Linked DNA regions of Homo sapiens: regions 1, 2, 3 and 4 are each linked to region 5. Evidence: chromatin contacts called from ENCODE Hi-C or POLR2A ChIA-PET data. All regions are on one chromosome and are shown on one strand. Each heading gives the region's core, a stretch centred on a gene start or an enhancer-like site at or near the end of the contact. The rest is flanking DNA. Distances are from core to core; before and after follow the strand shown.

Evidence for each region. Hi-C counts contacts between places; a loop is a spot of excess contacts on that map. ChIA-PET counts read pairs that join two places held with the same protein, here RNA polymerase II (POLR2A). Pooled maps may share reads with other maps.
Region 1: a loop to region 5 is called in a pooled map, with 2.4 times the contacts of the local background. The contact joins two enhancer-like sites. A Hi-C loop is called at or near these places in 5 of 50 pooled maps. POLR2A ChIA-PET finds 5 or more read pairs at or near these places in 5 of 52 experiments (A673, GM12878, OCI-LY7 and 2 more).
Region 2: a pooled map shows a loop between it and region 5 (2.2-fold over the local background). The contact joins two enhancer-like sites. A Hi-C loop is called at or near these places in 1 of 50 pooled maps. POLR2A ChIA-PET finds 5 or more read pairs at or near these places in 3 of 52 experiments (T-cell, activated CD4-positive, alpha-beta memory T cell and activated T-cell).
Region 3: a map with no recorded cell type shows a loop between it and region 5 (13-fold over the local background). The contact joins the promoter of SHISA8 here to the enhancer-like site in region 5. A Hi-C loop is called at or near these places in 1 of 37 single-sample maps with no recorded cell type and 5 of 50 pooled maps. POLR2A ChIA-PET finds 5 or more read pairs at or near these places in 8 of 52 experiments (BJ, GM12878, H1 and 5 more).
Region 4: a map of naive thymus-derived CD4-positive, alpha-beta T cell shows a loop between it and region 5 (12-fold over the local background). The contact joins two enhancer-like sites. A Hi-C loop is called at or near these places in 1 of 168 maps with a recorded cell type or tissue (naive thymus-derived CD4-positive, alpha-beta T cell) and 10 of 50 pooled maps. POLR2A ChIA-PET finds 5 or more read pairs at or near these places in 7 of 52 experiments (BJ, H1, OCI-LY7 and 3 more).

What each region holds. Positions count from the first base shown.
Region 1 is chr22:41,881,897-41,886,320 of GRCh38, reverse strand. SREBF2 (sterol regulatory element binding transcription factor 2) reads right to left here. Exons shown (of 19, transcript NM_004599.4): 11 at 1,310-1,479. Among named protein-coding and RNA genes, the nearest start is that of MIR33A, 17 kb to the left of the region's middle. Within about 2 kb of position 2,285, at least 4 of the 41 ENCODE cell types and tissues checked have a DNase peak (open chromatin) inside an H3K27ac peak, as active enhancers do; they include OCI-LY7, where a contact is called at or near this core.
Region 2 is chr22:41,498,744-41,503,084 of GRCh38, reverse strand. ACO2 (aconitase 2) reads right to left here. Exons shown (of 18, transcript NM_001098.3): 2 at 3,223-3,359. Among named protein-coding and RNA genes, the nearest start is that of ACO2, 32 kb to the right of the region's middle. Within about 2 kb of position 2,950, at least 5 of the 41 ENCODE cell types and tissues checked have a DNase peak (open chromatin) inside an H3K27ac peak, as active enhancers do.
Region 3 is chr22:41,912,037-41,916,409 of GRCh38, reverse strand. It overlaps SHISA8 (shisa family member 8), which reads left to right and starts at 1,336. Exons shown (of 4, transcript NM_001207020.3): 1 at 1,336-2,272. The coding sequence starts at 1,743. RefSeq lists silencers at 1,218-1,377, 1,398-1,477, 1,548-1,617, 1,658-1,737, 1,878-1,957 and 1 more and an enhancer at 1,110-2,035.
Region 4 is chr22:41,854,600-41,859,350 of GRCh38, reverse strand. All of the region lies in intron 1 of SREBF2 (sterol regulatory element binding transcription factor 2), which reads right to left. Among named protein-coding and RNA genes, the nearest start is that of SREBF2-AS1, 22 kb to the right of the region's middle. Within about 2 kb of position 1,595, at least 9 of the 41 ENCODE cell types and tissues checked have a DNase peak (open chromatin) inside an H3K27ac peak, as active enhancers do; they include OCI-LY7, where a contact is called at or near this core.
Region 5 is chr22:41,664,112-41,668,377 of GRCh38, reverse strand. No RefSeq gene overlaps it. Among named protein-coding and RNA genes, the nearest start is that of SNU13, 23 kb to the left of the region's middle. Within about 2 kb of position 1,582, at least 39 of the 41 ENCODE cell types and tissues checked have a DNase peak (open chromatin) inside an H3K27ac peak, as active enhancers do; they include OCI-LY7, where a contact is called at or near this core.

The sequences.
Region 1 (4,424 bases), core at 1,036-3,535, 220 kb before region 5:
TCAGGAGCTCACCCTAGCTCACACTGTCCTGAAGACCTGGTCCCAGGAAGATCTGTCGAGGGAAGGTTGAAATGAATAGGAAGAATGATGTGTCTTCAGTGTCTGTGGACTCCCAGGTCGTCTAGCCCACAAGTGAGGATGGGGTTCTTTCCCCACCTGGAGCCCAGTCCTCCTCATGAGAAGATCAATGTCAAGCTCAAGAAGGGCTGCTGTCTAGATTCCTTGCCAACTATGCTCCCTGAGGACAAGGCAAATGTCCTGCTTAGAGACGGTGCTCAGTCATATTTGCTGAATGAGTGAATCAAGGGATGAGTCTCTTATCTGTAGTCACCAGAAACAGAGGTAAGACATAAAAAGTATCACTTCTCAGCCTTCTGGCTAAGATCAAGTGTAGACATAAAGAGTACACTGGGCTTCCCTGCGCCCTTTGTCCCCTAGACTATCGTGATGTACCTCAGGAAATATATCAATGTCACTACAGGGCACGTTCTGATTCATTCTCAGCTCATCTCTGCTGTTACTGAGATACGGAAACAAATAGAGATGTGGTAATGCTTGAACATACCTGATGTATTCAGCAGTCTATCCATAGTGGGACACAAAGTAAAACATACCTGTTTCTGCTAGAGTAAGAGAAAGCCTGAGGTCAGCATGTTGTGAGCTAGCTGATAACAAGGACCGGGAATTACCCATTTGAGAGTTCCCAAGCCTGGCTCCTAGCTAGGCATATGGGAGGTGCTTGATAGCCACAATCCCTGCCCTCGTCTGACCTGAGCTCCTTGTAGACAGGCACAGGTTTTCTTTTACTTTTATTCATTTCATTTTTCTTTTCTTTAACTCTGTAGCTTGGCAAAGGCACTGGCTTTTATTTCTGGATTCACAGTGCTGTGATCAATACAAGATGCCCAATAAATACCTTCTGAGTAAATGAAAGAACCATGAGACATAACCAGGGGATTCTAAGAATTTTTATGACCACTTGAAGAACAGAAAAGTTGCATATTAACCCCCAAGTACAGTAGCTCTGCTATTGCTGAACCAATCTTCATATTACCTCATATTACCTCAGGGGACCAAAATGTCCTGCCTACAAGGCTTATGGTATTAAGGCCACAAGGGGAGGAATTTTGGTCTGTTTTATCGGTTGCTGGGAGTCCTGGTGAAATGAGCGACTGAATGAATGCCTGCCTACCCCTCCAGGTGGGCAGCACCTGATGGGGAAGGGGGTTCATAACTGCTTCTGCATCTTAACTCCTGGCTAGGTAAGTGCTCAGGGGAGGTTTACAGAAGGGAACCGAAGGGTACTCACGGCCAGGAAGCCCAGCTTGCCTCCACACCGGGTCTTGAGCCCCATGGCAGCAGTCAGATGGATCTCAACCAGTGTGCTCGGTGGGATCTTCTCCTCTGCACATTCAGCCAGGTTCACGGCACACAACGCCATGTGTACATCGGAACAGGCGGATCCTGCAGGAAGCTTCCCTAGGGTGGGCAGAAACAGACACTATTGTTGATGGAGCCCCAAAACCAAACTTTTTCCTGCTCTCTCCAGCACGATCAAAGTAAGAGAGGAACCAGGGGAGAAGCGAGGTGAACTTTGTGATCAGACAGGCCTGATCACAGGATGGGATGCCAGGCTCTGTGATATACTGGCTGTGTGTTCCTGTCTACCTCACAGGGTAGCTGGGAACATGGCACCCATTTCTGTCACACCCAGAGCTGTCACAATTGCAGGTTGTTGTATAGGACTCAGAGGCGCACAGTGCAACATAACAATGTCAGCAGCACAGCCACACTGTGTGTTTCCAAACATTCAACAGAGGTAATGAAATTTTTTTTAGATGAACTGATTTGAATTTATTTTCATTAAAAAACCTTCACAATGTGGCTGGGTGCCAGTGGCTCACACCTGTAATCCCAGCACTTTGGGAGGCCAAGGCCGGCGGATCACTTAAGATCAGGAGTTCGAGACCAGCCTGGCAAACACAGTGAAACCCCATCTCTACTAAAAATAGAAAAAATTAGCTGGACGTGGTGGCACACGCCTGTAATTGCAGCTACTTGGAAGGCTGAGGCAGAAGAATTGCTTGAGCCTGCGATGCGGAGGTTGCAGTGAGCTGAGATCGCACCACTGCACTCCAGCCTGGGCAACAGAGCGAGACTCTGTCCCCCAAAAAAGCCAAAAAAAAACCCGCCTTCACAATACACAAACACATACCCGTTTGAGGGGGAAGTGACGTAAACTGAGCAAGGACAGCTGAACACATGTTGGGTTAGTGGGTGGGAGGCCAGGAAGGCTTACCACACCCTCCCCTATGAGAGGTGCACAGTGGCCCATCTGGGGCTGATCCCCTAATCAGGGAACAAAGTATCCTTGCACAGGCACAAGGGCCCATCACAGCTCTCGTGAGGCTTTCATACTGTTGCTGGCTTTGGTCCTCACTACAAGGGCAAGCAGTCTCCTTGCCTCAGGGGAGGAAGTGCCCATGTCAAGGTGCAGACAGTGGCAAAGCCAGGCTTCCCGTGCTCATCCAGCCCTGTGTTCCCCCTCCTGGGCTGCCTTGCCTCCCTGTCTTTTTATCAGCCTAGGGAGATCTCAGCCTCCACACTCCATTCTGTACTGGCCTCAGGTGTTCCTCCTGCAGGAGACACAGGAAGGGAGGTGAGAGGGCAGTGTGGCAACCATACTGTAGTTACCTCTGTCCCCTCAGTGCCTCACACAGGGAATGCCAGTGAGTATGGAAGGAATGAGTGACGTAAAGCTTCTCAGCTGGAATTCTCCAGAATTTGGCAGCAAGGAGGACACAGCCTGATCAGAGACCTGAGTATGGGCTTATTCTGTCCCAAGGGCACACTGAGGAACAGACAAGATAACAGCGGGGCAAATTTGCAGATAGGGACCTTCTGCTAAAATTCTACCATGAGCCCACATATTAAAGCTGCACAATGGCCCCACTGTCTCATCTCCTGGTCACTCCTACATCACTTGCCTGGCTCTGTTCCACTTTTGGCTGAAGCTCCTTACTGCCATCAAGGTATCTAACACCTTCCAGTTACCACATCCTACTGTTATTCCTGGCCCTCATCTTACTGGGTGTCCCAGCAACAATCTCCCCTCCTCAACTCTCTGACCTTGCTCCTCCAACACTTAGCATCTCAGTGTCTCCTCAGACCTCTCCAACTGCTCCTCTCAGGCAGCCTCTGCCCCTGACTCCCCATCCTCTATCTGTTCATCTCTGCATGCATGTGCAGTGGCACAATCACAGCTCGCTGCAGCCTCGATCTACCTCCCAGGCTCAAGTGATCCTCCCACCTTGGCCTCTCAAGTAGCTGGAACCACAGACACACACCACAAAAACCAGCTAATTTTTTGAATTTTTTTTGGAGAGATGGAGTCTCCCCGTGTTTCCCAGGCTGATGGGAAACTCCTGGGCTCAAGCGACCTTCCTTCCTTGACCTCCCAAAGTTCTGAGATTACAGATGTGAACTGCTGTGCCAGCCTTTATCCTTTCTTTTTGAGATGGAGTTTTGCTCTTGTTGCCCAGGCTGGAATGCAGTGGTGCCATCTTGGCTCACTGCAACCTCCACCTCCTGGGTTCAAGTGATTCTCCTGCCTTAGCCTCTCGAGTAACTGGGATTATAGGCACGTGCCACCACACCCGGCTAATTTTTGTATTTTTAGTAGAGACAGGGTTTTGCCATGTTGGCCAGGCAGGTCTCGAACTCCTGACCTCAGGTGATCCACCTGCCTTGGCCTCCCAAAGTGCTGGGATTACAGGTGTGAGCCACCGCGATGGCCTATCTGTTCTTTAGATGAGGGTGTTCTTCTGAATGGCCCTGAGGGTCTCCTTTTCACCTATCCACTCTCATAGGCTCCCTTGCTTTTCACTCTCACCTGTAGTCTTCTTTGGGCTGTAGATCCTGCATGTCCAGCTCACCTCCACATCTCACAGGCAAGTGTCCAAAAGGGAACTCACCACCCTTTTCCTGGAAAGTTGCTCTTCCTTCTATTTTCTTTACCTTTGTTGGTGGCACCATCGCTCACCCAAACTCCCAAGGAAGAACCAGGGAACCGTCTTAGCTGACTACTGTCCCCATCCATCAGTCCAATGAGTCCCCAGTCCAGTCAATTCCACCTTCTAATTTCCTCTCATCTGTCCTTTCAGCAACTCTCATCTTTAATCTGCATCAGCTTCTATTTGGCCTCTCTAGCTCTAGCCTTGATCCTCTGGGATCCACTCCTTATCTGCCATCAGAGTGAATCTTCTAAACTTTTTTTTTTGGAGTGCTATGGTGCAATCTTGGCTCACTGGAGCCTTGATCTCCCAGGCTCCAGTGATTCTCCCACATCAGCCTCCTGGGTAGCTGGGATTACAGGTGTGCATCACCAAGCCTGGCTAATTTTTGTATTTTTTGTAGAAATGGGG
Region 2 (4,341 bases), core at 1,701-4,200, 170 kb after region 5:
ATAATACTCTGTTGTCAAGTTATCTCAAAGCGAACCTCTTGCTGGGCACAGTGGCTCAGGCCTGTAATCCCAACACTTTGGGAGGCCAAAGGCAGGGGGATCACTTGAGCCTAGGAGTTCAAGACCAGCTTGGGCAGCCCATCTTTAAAATTTTTTTATTAATTAAAAAAAAAAAGGCCAGGCGCAGTGGCTCACACCTGTAATCCCAGCACTTTGGGAGGCTGAGACAGGTGGATCACTTGAGGTCAGGAGTTCGAGACCAGCCTGGCCAACATGGTGAAACCCCCATCTTTACTAAAAATACAAAAATTACCTGGGCATGGTGATGCACGCCTGTAATCCCAGCTACTCAGGAGGCTGAGGCAGGACAATCGCTTGAGCCTGGGAGGTGGAGGTTGCAGTGAGCCGAGATTGCACAACTGCACTCCAGCCTGGGTGACAGAGTGAGGCTCAGTCTAAAACAGAAACAAACACAAACAACAACAAAACAAATCTCTATGACAGCTCTCCTTCATACCTGATGAAAGCAAGGTGGAAGTGTTTTACAGAGTAAAGAAAAATCTATCACTTTTCCACTGAGCAGCGGTGTGAGAGCTCCAAGAATAAATACAACGTCCTATATTGACAGGGACAGTGGTTCTTCGTCCTGACTGCACTATGGGACCTGCTGGGGAACGGGCCAGTGCTTCTCACATTTTGACAGGCACGTAAGTCCCTTGGGGATCCTGTTAAATGGCCGGTTCTGACTCAGTGGGTCTGGAGTGGGGTCTAAGATGCTGGAATTCTAACAAGCTCCTAGGTGATGCCAATGCTGCTGGCCCATGGACCACATTTTGAATAGCAATGCCTAGATCACTTGAATCAGAATTGCTGGGAGTGGGGCCCAGGTGTCCGTCATTTTTAAAGCTTCCCAGGTGATTCTAACATGGAGCCCAGAAGAAACCCACAAGAACAAGCCCTGGAGTCACAGAGACCCAGGCTTGAGTGTGGGGTCAGTCACTCAATACATGTATGGCCTTAGGGTATTTCCCCAACCTGACTTTCAATTTTGTTACCTGCAGAATGGTGGGGGGCAGAGATGGAAAGCAACAACCTACAGGGGTTGTTGAGAACAGAAATAATGTGTGTCAAGTACCCAGGCCAGACTGGACAACAAGGTGGGTACTCCTGTCACAGCCGTCCTTGACAAACAATAGGTCCTTTACTATAATTAGATGATGCTGTGCTGGAGGCTGGAGATCCAGATTAAGGAAGTCCCTACCCTTAAAACCGAAGTGGGGATACCAGTAGATAGAAAGCAAAGTGGCATGAGAAAGGGAGTATGGGGTAGTGGTTAGAGTACTAGAGGGTACAAAGACGAGACACCACCACTCATGCACTGCATGGTTGTGGGCAGGTTCCTTCTCCAGCTGAGCCTCAGCTACCCAGCGGGTAGACTCAGATTTGTTCTCTCCCAGGATCACCACTGTCAGTATCAAAGAAGCCACCAGGCAGGCAAGGGCACAGCCCCATCTGCAGTTGTTCAGGTTCCAATCAATCAAAGCAAACTTCTATGACAGCTCTCCTTCATGCCTGATGAAGAGCAAGGTGGAAGTGTGGCAGTGCAGGCTGGTGTGCATTGCCAGCCCCGACTCCTCATCCTCTGTGGTACCTTATTCATCCTTTTGGTGGCAGCATCTAACCCAGGACCTGGCACACAGGACAGCAGGGCAGAGCTGACTGCCATTTTACCAAGTGAGGAAAATGAGGTCCAGAAAAAAGACATGCTCAAGATCCCACCTTAGGCCAGGCACCATGGCTCGCGCCTGTAATCCCAGCACTTTGGGAGACCACGGTGGGAGAACAGTTTTGAGCCCAGGAGTTCGAGATCAGTGGCAATGTGGCGATACCCCATCTCTACAAAAAATAAAAAAAGTAGGTGAGCATGGTGGCTCACGCCTGTGGTCCCAGGTACTCAGGAGGCTGAGGTGGGAGGATCACTCAAACCCAAGAGATTGAGGTTGCAGTGAGCTGTGATCGTGCCACTACACTCCAGTGTGGGCAAGAGAGTGAGACCCTGTCTCAAAAAAAAAAATAGTCCCAGCTGGGCACAGTGGCTCACACTTGTAATCCCAGCACTTTGGGAAGCTGAGGCAGGTGGATCACCTGAGGTCAGGAGTTTGAGGCCAGCCTGGCCAACATGATGAAACCCCATCTCCACAAAAATACAAAAAATTAGCCAGGCATCGTGGTGCGTCCCTGTAGTCCCAGCTACTCGGGAGGCTGAGGCATGAGAATTGCTGGAACCTGGGGGGCGGAGGTTGCAGTGAGCCGAGACTGCACCACTGTACTCCAGCCTGGACCAGAGTGAGACTGTCTCAAAAAATAAAATAACATAACATAAAATCATAAAATAAAATAGGCCAGGCGCAGTGGCTTACGTCTATAATCCCAGGACTTTGGGAAGCCGAGGCAAGCTGATTGCTTGAGCTCAGGAATTCGAGACCAGCCTGGGCAACATGGCAAAACCCCATCTCTACTAAAACTACAAAAATCAGCCGGGTGTGGTGGCAGGTGCCTGTAATTGCAGCTACTCAGGAAGCTGAGGCACAAGAATCGTTCCAACTGGGGAGACAGAGGTTGCAGTGAGCCAAGATTGCACCACTGCAATCCAGTCTGGGCAACAGGGCGAGACTATGCCTCAAATATATATATATTTATATATATTTTTATTTTATATATATAAATATATATATACTCTGCCTCAAATATATATAAATAAAATAAAATAAAATAAAATAAAATTAAATTAAAAAGGTCCCATCTTAGTTTATCTTCTGGGTCTCAGACCTGAGCTCTCCTCTGTGCCTGTGCACTGAAGAGGAAATAGAAGATGATTCTCCAGGCACTGGGCCTGGTGGCTTCCAGAGGGCAGGCCGAGGGTCAGCAGCCTGCCCTGAAAAGGTTGGGAGGTTCAGGTTATAGTGCCAAAGTGTCTCAGAGACCTGGCTGTGGTTCACATCTAGAGGCTTCTTGATAACACAGATTCTCCCTTGGCAGAGAGGACAGAAGTTACACCACTGATCTGGAATGCCTTTCCTCAGCAGAAACCTTTGTACCTTGAATACCTTGACCCTGCCACTATCACCAAGCATCCTTCACAAAACACCTCCTTCTCTGCCTGACGGGCAGGCAGCAGACGCAATGCCCTTGACAGTCACAGCCTCCCATCTGCAGCCTTACCGTTTGCGAACAATGTTAATGTTCTTCTCTAGCAGGTCATAATGGATGTACTCGTTGGGCTCAAAGTGGCTCATCGCCACCTTGGCCCGTTGGCACAGGACTGAGGCCACATGGTACTGCCGCACACCCAGAGCTTTCTGCAAGAAGAAACATGACAGCCACTGTCAATGGAGCACTTAGGAGAGTCCATCCCCGAGGGCAGCTCAGTATGGTGAAAAAAATCCAGGAATTAAAGTGTCAAGAGCTGTTCAGTAACTGCAGCCTCAGCTTCCTCATCTGCAGGACAGGGATGACAAAGCAGCCACAAGGAACACAGCCTGGGGTAGGAAAAAAGTGCAAGGGATTTATAGACAAAAATCGCTGGGATCAAAGTCAAGTTCTATCATGTAAGGTGTATCAATGTAAGAAAAGCCCTCATTGACTAAAACCCAGAGGAGATAGAAAATAGGGATATAACCAGCTCTGGTGATCACACGGGGTACTGGGAAGGTTAAATAAGACCATAAGTGAAAGTGCTCATTAAGCTGTAAAACACTATCCAAACCATAGCTATTAGTCTACCTGCACTATAAGCTTCTTGAGGGTTGAGATCAAGCCTTATTTATCTTACTCATCTCTATGTCTGGACTACCTGGCACATACTGGAGATTCAACAAATATCCATGGGTCAGAGGGAAGAATGAATGAGGAAAACCCTGTGCGTGAGCTTTGGATGTTTCCTCATCCCTTCAAAAGGTGGTGCCTAATTCCCTTCCTTTTTTTTTTTTTTTTGAGACGGAGTCTTGCCGCCCAGGTGGGAGTGCAGTGGTGGGATCTCGGCTCACTGATACCGCCGCCTCCTGGGTTCAAGCTTCAATTTCTCCTGCCTCAGCTTCCCAGTAGCTGGGATTACAGGCACGCACCACCATGCCTGTCTAATTTTTGTATTTTTAGTAGAGACGGGGTTTCACCACGTTGGCCAGGCTGGTCTCAAACTCCTGACCTCAAGTGATCCATCTGCCTCGGCCTCCCAAAGTGCTGGGATTACAGGCATGAGCCACCGTGCCCAGCCATTACCCTCCCTTTGAATGTGTGGCGGACTTACTTCTACTTTATAGAATGTGACAAGGGATGCTATTG
Region 3 (4,373 bases), core at 87-2,586, 250 kb before region 5:
TGCACATGTGTGTGTGTAGGTGGAGGGAGCAGGCTGTCTTTGGCCAGGGCACAAGGAGAAGCTCTGAGTGGGGAGGTCACCTCCTCTTCCTGTCTGAACCCATTAATACCTGAAATTAGTCTGTCAGCCCCTCATGTCAGGCAACAGACTTGATCCTCCTTAAAATGTAAATCCTTCCTCTTCTTCTCCCCCACCTTCTCCACTTTCATAAGCTGGTCCCAGTTGCTGAGAGAAGGACGGATGGAAAGGGGACCAGGAGGGACCCTAGGGAGCCCCAAATGTTTCATCTCACAGAAACTAGGCGCTGGAGTCCTTTCATTCATTTATTCATTCAGCAAATGCCGACAGAGGCCTGAGCTGCACACTGGGTGAATTGCACGCCCAGTCCTTGCCCTCCTGCTGTTTCCGTCTGGACAGAGGGAGGTTCCATATCGACCCCTATCTCCTGGAAGGGGCAGATTATGAGTCTGCCCTCCAGGAAGAGTCTTTGATGTTAAGATGAGATACTGAGGCAGGGAGAAGCCAAGCACCAGGACCTTCTCCAGTTCAACTCAACCCCGAAAACACCACTGGGCCGTGCTGGGACCGGGTCCGGGCTCCTTAGGGCCCCCACACCCTACCCCTCGGTTTGTGAAAGGACCTGCGGGTGGGCGCAGGGCGGAGGTCTTCCTTTTCCAGGCTTTCCTTTTCCAGGGCAGGGGCGAGCCCAGTCCCCCTCTCCTCACACCTGGGGAGGGAGCAGATCGCGGAAGTGCGTCAGCCAAGCCGTGCCCATCGACGCAGGGATGGGGACATCCCTGGACCCCAGCCCAGCGTTCGAGGGGTTCTGGAACTGGGCTCGCGCCGTGGGGTAAATCCTTGGCCCTCTGAAGCGGCGCTGCCAGGGGAAGTCCTTCCCATTTGACAGGTGGGAAAATCGAGGCGCCGAGAGGGGAAGGGGCCCTCCTTATGTTATGATCAGAACGGACAGAGGGGACGGGAAGGAGGTGAGAGGGTGGCCCTGCCCGTCCCGGGGCAATTCCGGGCTGCTTTGACCTCCGCGCCTGTAAGGTACAGGTCCCCGCACCTGTAAGACAGGGACGCTCTAGTCGCGGGCCCTAGAACTGATCCCCTTCGAGCGCCCAGTTCCGATGAATGTTTCGGGGCAGTCTTTGTGGAGGGGGGTTCCCTGTGGGGCCTCCCGGCTCCGCGGGGCCTGCTGCCTCCTCTCGCCCCTCGCGGCAGCCGCGCTCCTCCCCCGGCTCTGCCTCCCTTCCGCCCTCCCTCCTCTCTCCCTCCCCCGCCCGCCCGAGCCCGCGCCGAGCCCGAGCGGGAGCCGGAGCCGGAGCCGGAGCCAGAGCGCGGGCTGTACTGAGAGCGCGGCGGGAAGGTAGCGCAGTCGGGCGGCCCGCGGCCCCGGCGCGGCCTCCGCTAGGGCCAAGACCCGCACACCTGCCGGGCCGGGGAGAAGCCGGGGGCCGCGCGCAGGCGAGGACCCGCCGCCCGGCCCGGGGAAGATCTCAGGACGCGGACCGGGCAGCTCGGGTCCGAGGTGAGCCCGGGCGGAGGACGCGCCCACCGGAGGTGCGGCCTCGGAGCTCCAGACCCAGCCCACTCGGGGCTGGGGTCCCCAGAGGAGGCCGACGGCCGAGGCGGCGTGCGCCGGGAGCCAGCGCGATCCCTGCGGGAGCGGAGGAGCCGAGCCGGAGGGAGCCGCGGCGCCCGGCCATGCACCGGGCGCAGTAGCGGGAGGCGCGGGCCCGATGGCGCGGGCCGGGGCGCGGGGACTGCTCGGCGGCCGCCGTCCTCCCGGCCTCCGGCTCGCGCTCGCGCTTCGGCTCGCGTTGCTGCTGGCGCGGCCGCCGTCGGGCCGCGCGGGAGCCCCCGAGGCGCAGGGTCCCGCGGCGCCCGGCACGACAGCCCCGGAGGGGGGCGACCGCTGCCGCGGCTACTACGACGTGATGGGCCAGTGGGACCCGCCCTTCAACTGCAGCTCCGGAGCCTACAGCTTCTGCTGCGGCACGTGCGGCTACCGCTTCTGCTGCCACGACGGGCCGCGGCGCCTCGACCAGAGCCGCTGTTCCAACTACGACACGCCGGCCTGGGTCCAGACAGGCCGGCCGCCCGCCCGCGCCCGCGACACCGCAGCGCCCCGGGACCCCGGCCGCGAGCGCAGCCATACGGCCGTCTACGCTGTGTGCGGCGTCGCAGCGCTGCTGGTGCTGGCCGGCATCGGGGCGCGCCTGGGACTGGAGAGGGCGCACAGCCCGCGCGCGCGGCGCACAGTGACCAGGTGAGCACGCGCCGCCCAGGGACCCCCGCCTGCTCCTCGGACTGCTCTCCCTGCCCGCTGATCCTTCCCGCCGCTCTCGAAGCGCTGGTTCTCCCAGCAGGCCCCTTCTCTGGGTTTTCCTGTCTCCTTCTCCCCCCGCCGCCCCCCCAACACTTCATCAGGGAGACACCTGACACCGCCCTGACTCCCTTTGACCTTCTGCCCGTGCTGGGCGCCGCACCGCCTTTCCCTGCTCGAGTCTCCTCTGGAGGGCAGGGGGGTGGGGGCGGGCTGGGAGGGGGACAGGTAGCCTTGCACAGAGGGCACCGGGTCACTGTCCAGGGTAAGGGGCGCCGCTGGCCAGGGAGGTGACCGGGCGTCTTGGGCACGGGAAAGGAAGGGGCGCTTGGTTCTCTGGGTGCCCATCTCCTGCTTCTCCCCACTCCTCCCTCCCCTCTTCCACCTCCTGCCTCTCCCCTGCCCCCACAGCTGTGACTCAAGGCTGCCCTTCCCTCCTTGGGTTTCAAAGGCCTCCCCCCACTCACCCCATGCCACAGCTCCCAGGTGAAGGTCAGGGCTCCCTCTGCGTAGAAAGGGGACTCTGGAACACAGTCGTGTGTTGCTGAGGCCAGGACAGGTGCTTGTTGCATTCTGAGCTTGGTGTGAAGTGGGCACTACAGGGTCCAGGTCCCCTTCCTCGGTTGGAACGAGGACTCTAGGACTCTATGTGTCCTGACCCTGGAACTCCCACCCACATGCCACACGTGGCACTCACATGCCCCCAGCAACCCCCATGCCCTGGGGCCTGTGCCCTCCTCATCCACCCGGTCCCAGCACCCTTTGGGCCTGTGGGCTGCTGACACCGAATGTGACAGGCTGGTATTTAAAAGTGACCATAGAGAAGCCTTCATACCCTGGCAGGCCAGATGTGGACACTTCCCCCTCCTGGGCCTCAGAGGCAGGGGGTGAGGGCTTCCTTGGCACTTCAGCACCCCTCGCTCCCGAAACCACGTAGCCCACTTTCTCCCAGGGAGCTCTAAGGGAAGCCCGGGCTGGCACCCTGGCCTCCACCCTCAGCTTCTGCACTGCCTTCAGGAGGTGGAGCCTCCTGGCCTGGCTTCTGGATGCTGCAGGGGTAGGGGCTGGGCTGCCCAAATTTGGGGGTCCCCCATGATGGGTGAGGGTAGCTTGGAAGAGGCCTGGATATGTCTTTGACAGGGGCGGGGAAAAAGGAACTTAGGGCTGCGATGGTGAGGGGTGGCTGCAGCAGCCCAGCTGACATGTTCATCCTGAACTCCCTGCACCTGCTGGGGATGGGGCAGCAGGTTTGGTGATGCCGCAGGAAAGCCATGCCCACCCTTGCTGTGCTGTGTGGTGTAGGCCAGTCCCTTCTCCTTTCTGGGCTTCAGGCTCCCATGGCCCCAACTCCCTTTTCTCTGCTGGGGAGACCTGGAATGGGACGTAGGCTTGTGTGTGGGTGTGTCCTGAGTCCCTGTCCTCCCCTCGAGTCTCACCCTTCATTCTGCTGTGTTGGGGTTGAAGGCCAGGGAAGGCTTCTCAGAGGGCTTGGGCGGGGCATCTGGAAAGAGTTTGTGCAAAGGCCCAGAGGCGTGGTGGTTACTCAGCTGTCAGGGAGACAGGAGCTTGAGGTGCTTGCCCAGAGATGAGGCCACAGAGGTGAGCCTCTGGGGAGAGGGCAGGGCAGGAAGGTCAGCCCAGGCAGGTACTAGGATGGTTTCAGACCCTGCCACCAAACCTGAAGCCAAACCTCGGCCATCCCTGGTGTCCTGCCTCCTGAATGACCTTCACGAATCAGCCATTTGAGGCTCTAGCCCCGGAAGGAGGGTCAGGCTGAGTGGGAGAAAATCATGGGTTCCGGGTTCTGAAGGCAGCTGGGCTGCAGACACTGTCACATCACAGCTGGGTGGGGGCTGGGTGTTGGGTCCAAGGAGGTGGCTGTCCAAGGTCACACAGCCTGTGGGTCCTGGGCTGCCACCAGGGGGTCTCCCAACATCCCCATTCCGTCACCCATCTGTCCTTCATGCCCGTGATGGCAGCTTTATCCCAGGTCCCAGCAGAAGCCGCGGCTGCAGGGGCAGTTAGGCAGGCAGGTAAATAAGGC
Region 4 (4,751 bases), core at 346-2,845, 190 kb before region 5:
CACATTGATGTCAGAACTTTCCATTGGACTTCAGACAGCCCTCCTTCCACCACTTCCTGATAACTCCCAAGCTGTAACCTAATGACACTTACTTCCCACAAGCAAACCTCAGGTGTTTTTCAAGCCAAAGTGCCTTTTCATTGTGGTATTTATATATTTCTTAGTTTTTCTGGTCTATAAAACTGTGTGACTGTTTTATTAGGTCCCCCCACTTTTTTTTTTTTTTTTGAGACGGAGTCTTGCTCTGTCGCCCAGGCTGGAGTGCAGTGGCGGGATCTCGGCTCACTGCAACCTCCACCTCCTGGGTTCAAGCACTTCTCCTGCCTCAGCCTCCTGAGTAGCTGGGATTACAGGCGCCCGCCACCACGCCCAGTAGAGACGGGGTTTCACCATGTTGGTCAGGCTGGTCTCGAACCCCTGACCTCGTGATCCACCCGCCTCAGCCTTCCAAAGTGCTGGGATTACAGGTGTGAGCCACTGTGCCCGGCAGGTCCCTATCTTTTTTAAAAAATAAATCTTTTCCTTTTTTTGGTCACCTATGAGATTTTTTATTGTTGTGATCCTTAACCCTCCATTTCACAGTAAGTTCTGGGTTTCTGTTTTAGAGACAGGGTCTTACTCTGTCACCCAGGCTGGAGTGCAGTGATGTGATCATAGCTCACTGTGGCCTCTACCTCCTGGGCTTAAGGGATCCTCCACTGCAGCCTCTTGGGTAGCTGGGAGTACAGGCACACACCACCATGTCCAGATAATTTTTATTTTTTATTTGTAAGAGAGACTGGGTCTTGCTTTGTTGCCCAGGCTGGTCTTGAACTCCCTGCCTCATGCGATCCTCCCACCTTAGCCTCCTGATTACAAGCATGAGCCAACATGCCCACTCCGTGTTTTTTACTGCATGATTTCGCATGGCATGATTTTTAGAAATGCACATGATGAACTATAGCAGAACTGACTATACACCATTTTTACATTGTATAGTGAAATTACATGGCTTCTGTGTAACGCTTAAGAAAAACCCTCATCCTCAAGATCAGAGGAATAGTCACCTAAACTTTCTTCATTTGTACTTTTCGTTCATTTTATCTTTCATATTAGAGCTGCCCAACAAGTACAAGAACATGGAAATAATAATGGTGTGTGATGTGTGTAGGCCACTGAAAATGAGATGGACCACACCAGTGAGGGAGGTAAATGCAAAATCTAATTCCCAACAAGTATCCTGATTGAATGTACAGAACTGTTTCATCATAATGATCCTATCTCCCCACCCACAATGTTTTTTTCTAATAATTATTTAAAAAACCAAATGTAGACTAGTAACAAACCTGAAGATCAATATGAGATAACCATTTCTCCATTCTACTATTTGTGATCATCACTGCTTTCTCCAGGACCTAAAACATCAGTTACCCACACTCTAGTCACCCAGAGGAGCAGCTGAGGAACTGGGCTCTTTCAACCACATCCTTCAACTGAGAAGCCCTAAAATGCAAGCAATAATATAGGGAACAAAGGGAAGGTTTTAACAGGCAAACCGCTATCTAAAAATCACTCCACTCAAACACCAGGGGGCACATCAGAGCACAGGGACGGTATCATGTCCTTCAAGGGGTTTCTGGGTCACCTTCCTGCGAAGAGTCTGGAGGAGGTGTTGAATGACACAGGATGGCAAGCTGGTGACTCAAGCATCCTATATTTTAAGCAACAGATGAGTGAACTCTTTTACTGGCAAAGAAACCACAAAGAAAAATTGGGTGGAGAGGTGCGGATTCTCAAATGCTTGTTTTGTAATACACACAAAGGTGTCATATATTCCTTTGCATATACCGAATATTACATAATAAAATAAAACAATTCAGAATGAGAAGAAAAAGGAATCATGAAGGAAACCCAAAGGAATTCTCAAATGGTCTTCTGGTCTTCTCTGTCTAGTGCTCTCTCTCCCCGCCTCTCATGGCAGCCCTGGAGGGACTCAGCTCTGCAGGAAAAAGCAGTGGAAGTCCAGGCTTTTCTGGCCCACTATAGCAGGGGACCTGAGCCAGCTCTCATAGTTTGAACAGGAGAGGGATCTGCAGCTCCACTTTCCATTGCTCTTTCTTTTTCCTCCTGCCTTAAGTTCACTCAAGTCTCCTTCCTTAGCATCATGGATTTACCTCTTCACTCCCGTCCACACTCTGCCTTAATTTCAACCATAGCCTCCTACCCAGTGACGAACATCTTCTTTGAGTATCTTGTTCATCCAACAGCCTTTTAAATCAAATCAAATTCTTTTTTTTTTTTTTTTGAGACAGAGTCTTGCTCTGTTGCCCAGGCTGGAGTGCAGTGGCATGATCTCAGCTCACTGCAACTTCTGTCTCCCAGGTTCAAGCAACTCTCCTGTCTCAGCCTCCCATGTAGCCGGGATTACAGCCGCCTGCCACCACGCCCAGCTAATTTTTGTATTTTTAGTAGAGACTTCGTGTTGGCCAGGCTGGTCTTGAACTCCTGACCTTAGGTGATCCACCTGCCTCAGCCTCCCAAAGTGCTGGGATTATAGGCATAAGCCACCGTGCCCGGCCCTTAATCAAATCAAATTCTTTAACACAAGCTTCCAAGCTTCCTATGAACTGCTCCCTTCTGTTCCAAAGGTTTTCACTTCCCACCCACTTTAGTTCATCATCCACCCTGGAAAAGTACTCACTCCCTCTTCTGCACATGCCTTTGAGGGGTGGGGTAGGGCAATCTTTCTTTGAATGTAAGTGCCATGTCTTCTCTTTTCTACTTGTGACCACCCTCTTCCTTTCTCCAAACTCTGAATTTCACAATTCTACTTCAAAACTATTTAAAATTACTTTTACCAGGGACTCTTTTCCACCTCAGATGATCTAGTCATCTTTTAGTTCTTGAACTCAATTGTGATTTATTTTGTTAAAGAAAATTATTGGCCAGGTGTGGTGGCACATGCCTGTAATCCCAGCACTTTGAGAGGCTGAGGTGGCCAGATCGCTCAAGTTCAGGAGTTTGAGACCAGCTTGGGCAACATAGCGAGACTCCATCTCTACAAAAAATACAAACTTTAGCAGGGGGCATGGTGGCACGCACCTGTAGGCCCAGCTACTCGGCAGGCTGAGGTGGGAGGATTGCTTAAGCCTGGGAGGTGAAGGTTGCAGTGAGCAGAGTTTGTGCCACTGTACTCCAACCTGGGTGACAGACCAAGACCATGTCTCAAGAAAACAGGAAAGAAAAATTAACTAAAACTTGGAAATAAGACCAAAAAAAAACGTTATATGCCTCTTTAAAGTTATACTAAAATTCCAGTTACTCAGGAGGCTAAGGCAGGAGGATCACTTAAGGCCAGGAGTTTGAGGCTGCAGTGAGGCATGATCATGCTACTGCATTCCAGCCTGGACAAAATAGTGAGACCCCATCTCTCTAAAAAATAAAAAAACTTGGTCAGGCCTCGTGGCACATGCCTGTAGTCCCAGCTACTTGGGAGGCTGAGGTGGGAGGATCACTTGAGGCCAGAGTTCAAGGCTGCAGTGAGCCACGACTGTACCACTGTACTCAAGCCTGGAACAACAGAGCAAGACCCCTGACTCAAAAAAAAAAAAAAAAAGTTATACTACAGCACTGTCTAAGCTGCCTGCCTAAAAGTTATCTGATGCTCTATGGAACCATCACCTTGTTTGACTTTCTATTTACTACCGATTAAGGCTCCCATTCTGTAAAGTTAGATGTTAGCCTGCAGAAAATTGTTAAGTTAAAATCATTTCTGTCTGGTAGAAAAGAAAACCTTTAAGCTTTTGTTTTCATTGCACTGTAGGACATTAACTAGTTTTGCGTTTTTTTTGAGCCAGAGTCTCGCTCTGTCACCCAGGCTGGAGTGCAGTGGCACAATCTTGGCTCACTGCAACCTCCACTTCCCAGTTTCAATTCTCCCGCCTCAGTCTCCCAAGTAGCTGGGACTACAGGTGCCCGCCACCACACCCAGCTAATTTTTGTATTTTTAGTAGACGAAGTTTAATTTAACCATGTTGGCTAGGCTGGTCTTCAGCTCCTGACCTCAAGTGATCCACTCGCCTCAGTCTCCCAAAGTCCTGAGATTACAGGCATGAACCACGGAATCTGGCCCTAGTTTTGTATTTAAATTTGCAATCTTATTCCTGCATTCTTTTTTCTATGTAAATATCAGTTTCTTGCAGTCTCCTTTGATCCATTTGTCATCCTGTTATCTTCATTAACAATGTTAATAAATTTCTGACATGTGCTCATGATGTTTTAGTTCAAGGCTATGTTTTTAACTTTTAAAAAACTTTGCTATATTACACATAGTAAGTTTTTTTTTTTTTTTTAATGCTGCACATGCCTGTTGGTCCAGCTACACGGGAGGCTAAGATGGGAGGATCGCTTGAACCTAGGAATTCAAGGTCGGCCTAGGCAACAAAGTGAGACAAGGTCACTAAATAAATAAATTTTATTTTATTATTTTTTGAGACAGAGTCTCACTCTGTCGCCCAGGCTGGAGTGCAGTGGTGTGATCTCAGCTCACTGCAGCCTCTGGCTCCACCTCCGCCTCCCACGTTCAAGCAATTCTCAAGCCTCAGGCTCCTGAGTAGCTGGCATTACAGGCACGTACCACCAAACCCGGCTAATTTTTGTATTTTCAGTTGAGACCGGGTTTCACCATGTTGGCCAGGCTGGTCTTGAACTCCTGGCCTCAAGTGATCTGCCCGCCTCAGCCTCCCAAAGTGCTGGGATTATAGGAATGAGCC
Region 5 (4,266 bases), core at 333-2,832:
AAAAAACAAAAACAAAAATTAGCTGGGCGTGGTGATGCCTGTAACCCAGCTACTCGGGAGGCTGAGGCAGGAGAATTGCTTGAACCCGGGAGACAGAGTTTGCAGTGAGCCAAGATTGTGCCACTGCACTCCAGCCTGGGCGACAGAGCGAGACTGAGTCTCAAAAAAAATAAAAATAAATAAAAATAAAAGGACCAGGTGCGGTGGCTCACGCCTTTGATCCCAGCACTTTGGGAGGCCAAGGCAGGCAGATCATGAGGTCCAGAGTTGGAGATCAGCCTGGCCAACATGGTGAAACCCCTTCTCTACTAGGAATACAAAAATTGGCTGGGCATGGTGGCACATGCCTGTAATCCCAGCTACGTAGGAGACTGAGGCAGGAGAATCACTTGAACCCGGGAGGTGGAGGTTGCAGTGAGCTGAGATGGTGCCACTGCACTCCAGCCTGGGCGACAGAGCAAGACTCCATCTCAGAAAAAAAAAAAAAAAGAAAGAAATGGTCATGTTTGTCTTCTGGATCTTTGTAGTCATAAATAAATAAATAAACAAACAAACAAATAAATAAATAAATGGTCATGCTAAAATTGCAGGGTAGCGAGGAACACTAGAAGTGCTGGCATGGCCCACGAGCCGCCTGAGTCCTCAGAAGATAGAAGTCCACGTAGGATTTGCTTCCATACATGATGCAGAGAAGGTTGCATCAGGGTCCTTACAGTCAGGGGCAGTGTGGCTTAAACAAGAAAGGCTGAATACATAGCTCCCGTTCCAGTAAAACCTGGGTGTGTTTCCTCTCCTAATACGGATGCTAATGAGGATGGAATTTCTGGATAGTCGGCAGGGAGAGGAAGTGGATGACTAATCTCCCTCAGAGCTCGTGGTCCTGCCCTGCCTTTCTTCTGTTTTTTTTGTTTACTTTTTTGTTTTGTTTTGTTTTGAGGTTGGAGTGCATTGGCGCGATCTCTGCTCACTGCAACTTCCGCCGCCCGGGTTCAAGCGATTTTCCTGCCTCACCCTCCCGAGTAGCTGGTATGATAGGCGCCTGCCACCACGCCCGGCTAATTTTTGTATTTTTGGTAGAGACGGGGTTTCACCGTGTTAGCCAGGATGGTCTCGAACTCCTGACCTCAGGTGATCACCCCCACCTCAGCTTCCCAAACTGCTAAGATTACAGGCGTGAGCCACCGCGCCCGGCCTCTTCTGGTTTTCAACAAGACATTAAAACAAGACATTACAGAAGGGGAAAGGCTGAGAGGTAAAAGGCTCATCTTCCCAAGTAACCGCAGTTTTCGTTGAGTGTCATTCCAGACGTTCCCTCTGCACCTGGCCTAGAAGTAAACAGACATATGTGCATCCGTGTGTTTGTTTCAGTTTTGGCCAAACGGATTCGTGTTCTCGAGCTGCTGCGGCGGCCACAAGGAACCCGGATGCCGCTGAGCTTAGCCCGCCAGACTCTCCGGCTTATGGCTCCCAGGCCCAGGCACCCGGCCTGCCTCGTCCGTGGCGCGCATGCGCAGGCCCAGATCGGCGCTCCGCGCCGGCTGTGTCGCCACCTGGCGGATGGAAGCGCGATGGCCGCGGTAGAAGTCAAGCGCCAGAGGGCACTCCATGCGGATACCCAAATCTGAGGTTGCCCAAGTCCCTGATGTAACATGGCGCAGTATTTGCATATGAACTACGCACGGCCTCCCGGATACTTTAAATTATACTCTAGATAATTTACGATACCTAATAAAATGTAAATGCTATGTCAATAATTGTCATACTGTATTATTTATGGAATAATGACAATTTTGTTGTTGTTGAGACAGAGTCTCGCTCTGTCGCCCAGGCTGAAGTGCAGTGGCGTGATCTCGGCTCACTGCAACCTCCTTCTTCCGGGTTCAAGTGATTCTCCTGCCTCAGCCTCTCGAGTAGCTGGGATTACAGGTTCCCACCACCACACCCGGCTAATTTTTTTATTTTTAGTAGTAGAGATGGGGTTTCACCACGTTGGCCAGGCTGCTCTCGAACTCCTGACCTCAGGTGATCCGCCCTCCTCGGCCTCCCAAAGTGCTGGAATTACAGGCGTGAGCCACCGCGCCCGGCGGGCTAATGACAAAATTTAAAGTCTGGCCCGGCGCGGTGGCTCACACCTGTAATCCCAGCATTGTGGGAGGCCTGGCCGGGTGGATCACCTAAGGTCAGGAGTTTGAGAGCAGCCTGGCCAACATGGTGAAACCTCGTCTCTACTAAAAGTAAAAAATTAGCCAGGTGCGGTGTTGTGCGCCTGTAATCCCAGCTACTCGGGAGGCTGAGGCAGGAGAATCGCATGAACCCAGGAGGCAGATGTTGCAGGGAGCCAAGATCGCGCCACTGCACTCCAGCCTGGGCGACAAGAGCAAGAGTACAGACGCAGCCATCGATTTTTTCCCCAAGTTTTATTTATTTATTTATTTATTTATTTTGAGGCAGAGTCTCGCTCTGTTGCCCAGGCTGGAGTGCAGTGGCGCGATCTCGGCTCACTACAACCTCTGCTTCCCAGATTCAAGCGAGTCTCCTGCCTCAGCCTTCCGAGTAGCTGGGATTACAGGTGCACGCCATCATGCCCGGCTAATTTTTTGTATTTTTAGTAGAGATGGGGTTTCACCATGCTGGCCAGGCTGGTCTCGAACTCCTGACCTCGTTATCCGCCTGCCTGGGCCTCCTAGTGTTAGGATTTCAGGCGTGAGCCAGCACGCCTGGCCCCCAAATATTTTTGATCCATGTAGGTTGAATCCATCGATGTGGAGCCTGCGGATGCAGAGGGCCAACTGTATCTATTGAGTGCCATGTTCTTTTACGTATTTTCTCATTTTCACCATGTGACGTTATTATAAGAATGTGGAAGCTAAGGCTCAAAATGCCTCATAAACTGCCCAAGGTCACTTGTATATATGATGGCACTAAGATGTAAATTTGCTAAATCAGCCTCGTGAGCTTCCAAAGGCCTAACCAATTCCACTGGAACATGGTATTTCTTCTCTCCTGGGTGGGGGACTCAGCAGGCAGAGAAGGCATCATTGATTTACAGAGAAATATCACTCTGTTGCTGTTTATCACAGACCTCGGGTGATTTGTCTAACATTCACATACCTGCCTGGCTCTGGTAGGTGTTTGACCTCTGAACTCTCATTCTCTCCATTTTGGAAGTAGGAGGCAAAGGAGCGTAGGCTTGGGCATAGTGTGCACAGCAAAGCCAGCCTGGAGCTCACCCCAGGGCTGCTCTTCACTAGCTCCAGCATCCAGGGTCGGATACCAAGGGCTCAGTGGGGCTACTCCTTGCCCTCCTATTGCAGGTGACTGGCTGTGACTAGTGTAATTTCAATCTACCTTGGTAGATTAACCCCCTATAGAATCCAGTTTCCAAACTTGCTCCATTTAAGGGGAATGGTCCAATTTCTCAACAATTTCTAAGCATCTAATGGGAGAATTATCTTCCCCTCTTGCCCAGACACGTAAGGAAATACAAAAAAATACAGTATCTCCTTTCAAACAGAAACAAAAGCAATAACAGGTTAAAAAAAAAACCTATAAAGCTTAGAGCCAAGAATCCAAAGCTGAAAGGAGTAATTTGGCCCCTCCTACACTCTTCCTCATGAGGTGCTGCTCATTCTAGTCCTGAAGGACACAGGACCTGCAAACCCTTACTCACATCCTCAGAGGAGACCAACAATTCCAGATGCTCTCCTTCCTTCCCTCAGGCTAATTCTTCAAAAGCAGTGGCAGTAGAATGAGCAGGAAAGGGACAGGGAGGACAGAGCAGGGATGTAGAAGAAGAAAAGGTAAAAGACACTCCTGTCCTCTTCCCCTTCTTTAAATACTAGGACATTTTCTCATCTTGAATTTCCTACAGCTCCCCTGAAACACAAGAGGAGTAACTCTTCATTTCACTTATTCTGGAACCCAAATTCTCAGGGCAACAGAAAATGGGTATATTTTTGCATGACTTAATGTTGCATTAAGAGGAATGCAATGAGAAGGAGTTGCTGTTTACTCACGAAGCAAATGGCCCCAGAACTAAGTGTTACCTTCTTACTGCTTCAGAAATCTGATTTTTATACCTTAACATGACACATTTAAAGGAAAACAGGCTAGAGGACAGAGGATAAGGATAATATAATCCTGCTAGGGCTTCTTACTCCCAAAATGCCTTCGCCTGCCCTGACCCGTCACACTCTCACCCGCCCCTCTGATACTTGTTTTGTTTCCATTGTGGTGATGAGTGTTCCCAATGAAAGAGAAAATTAA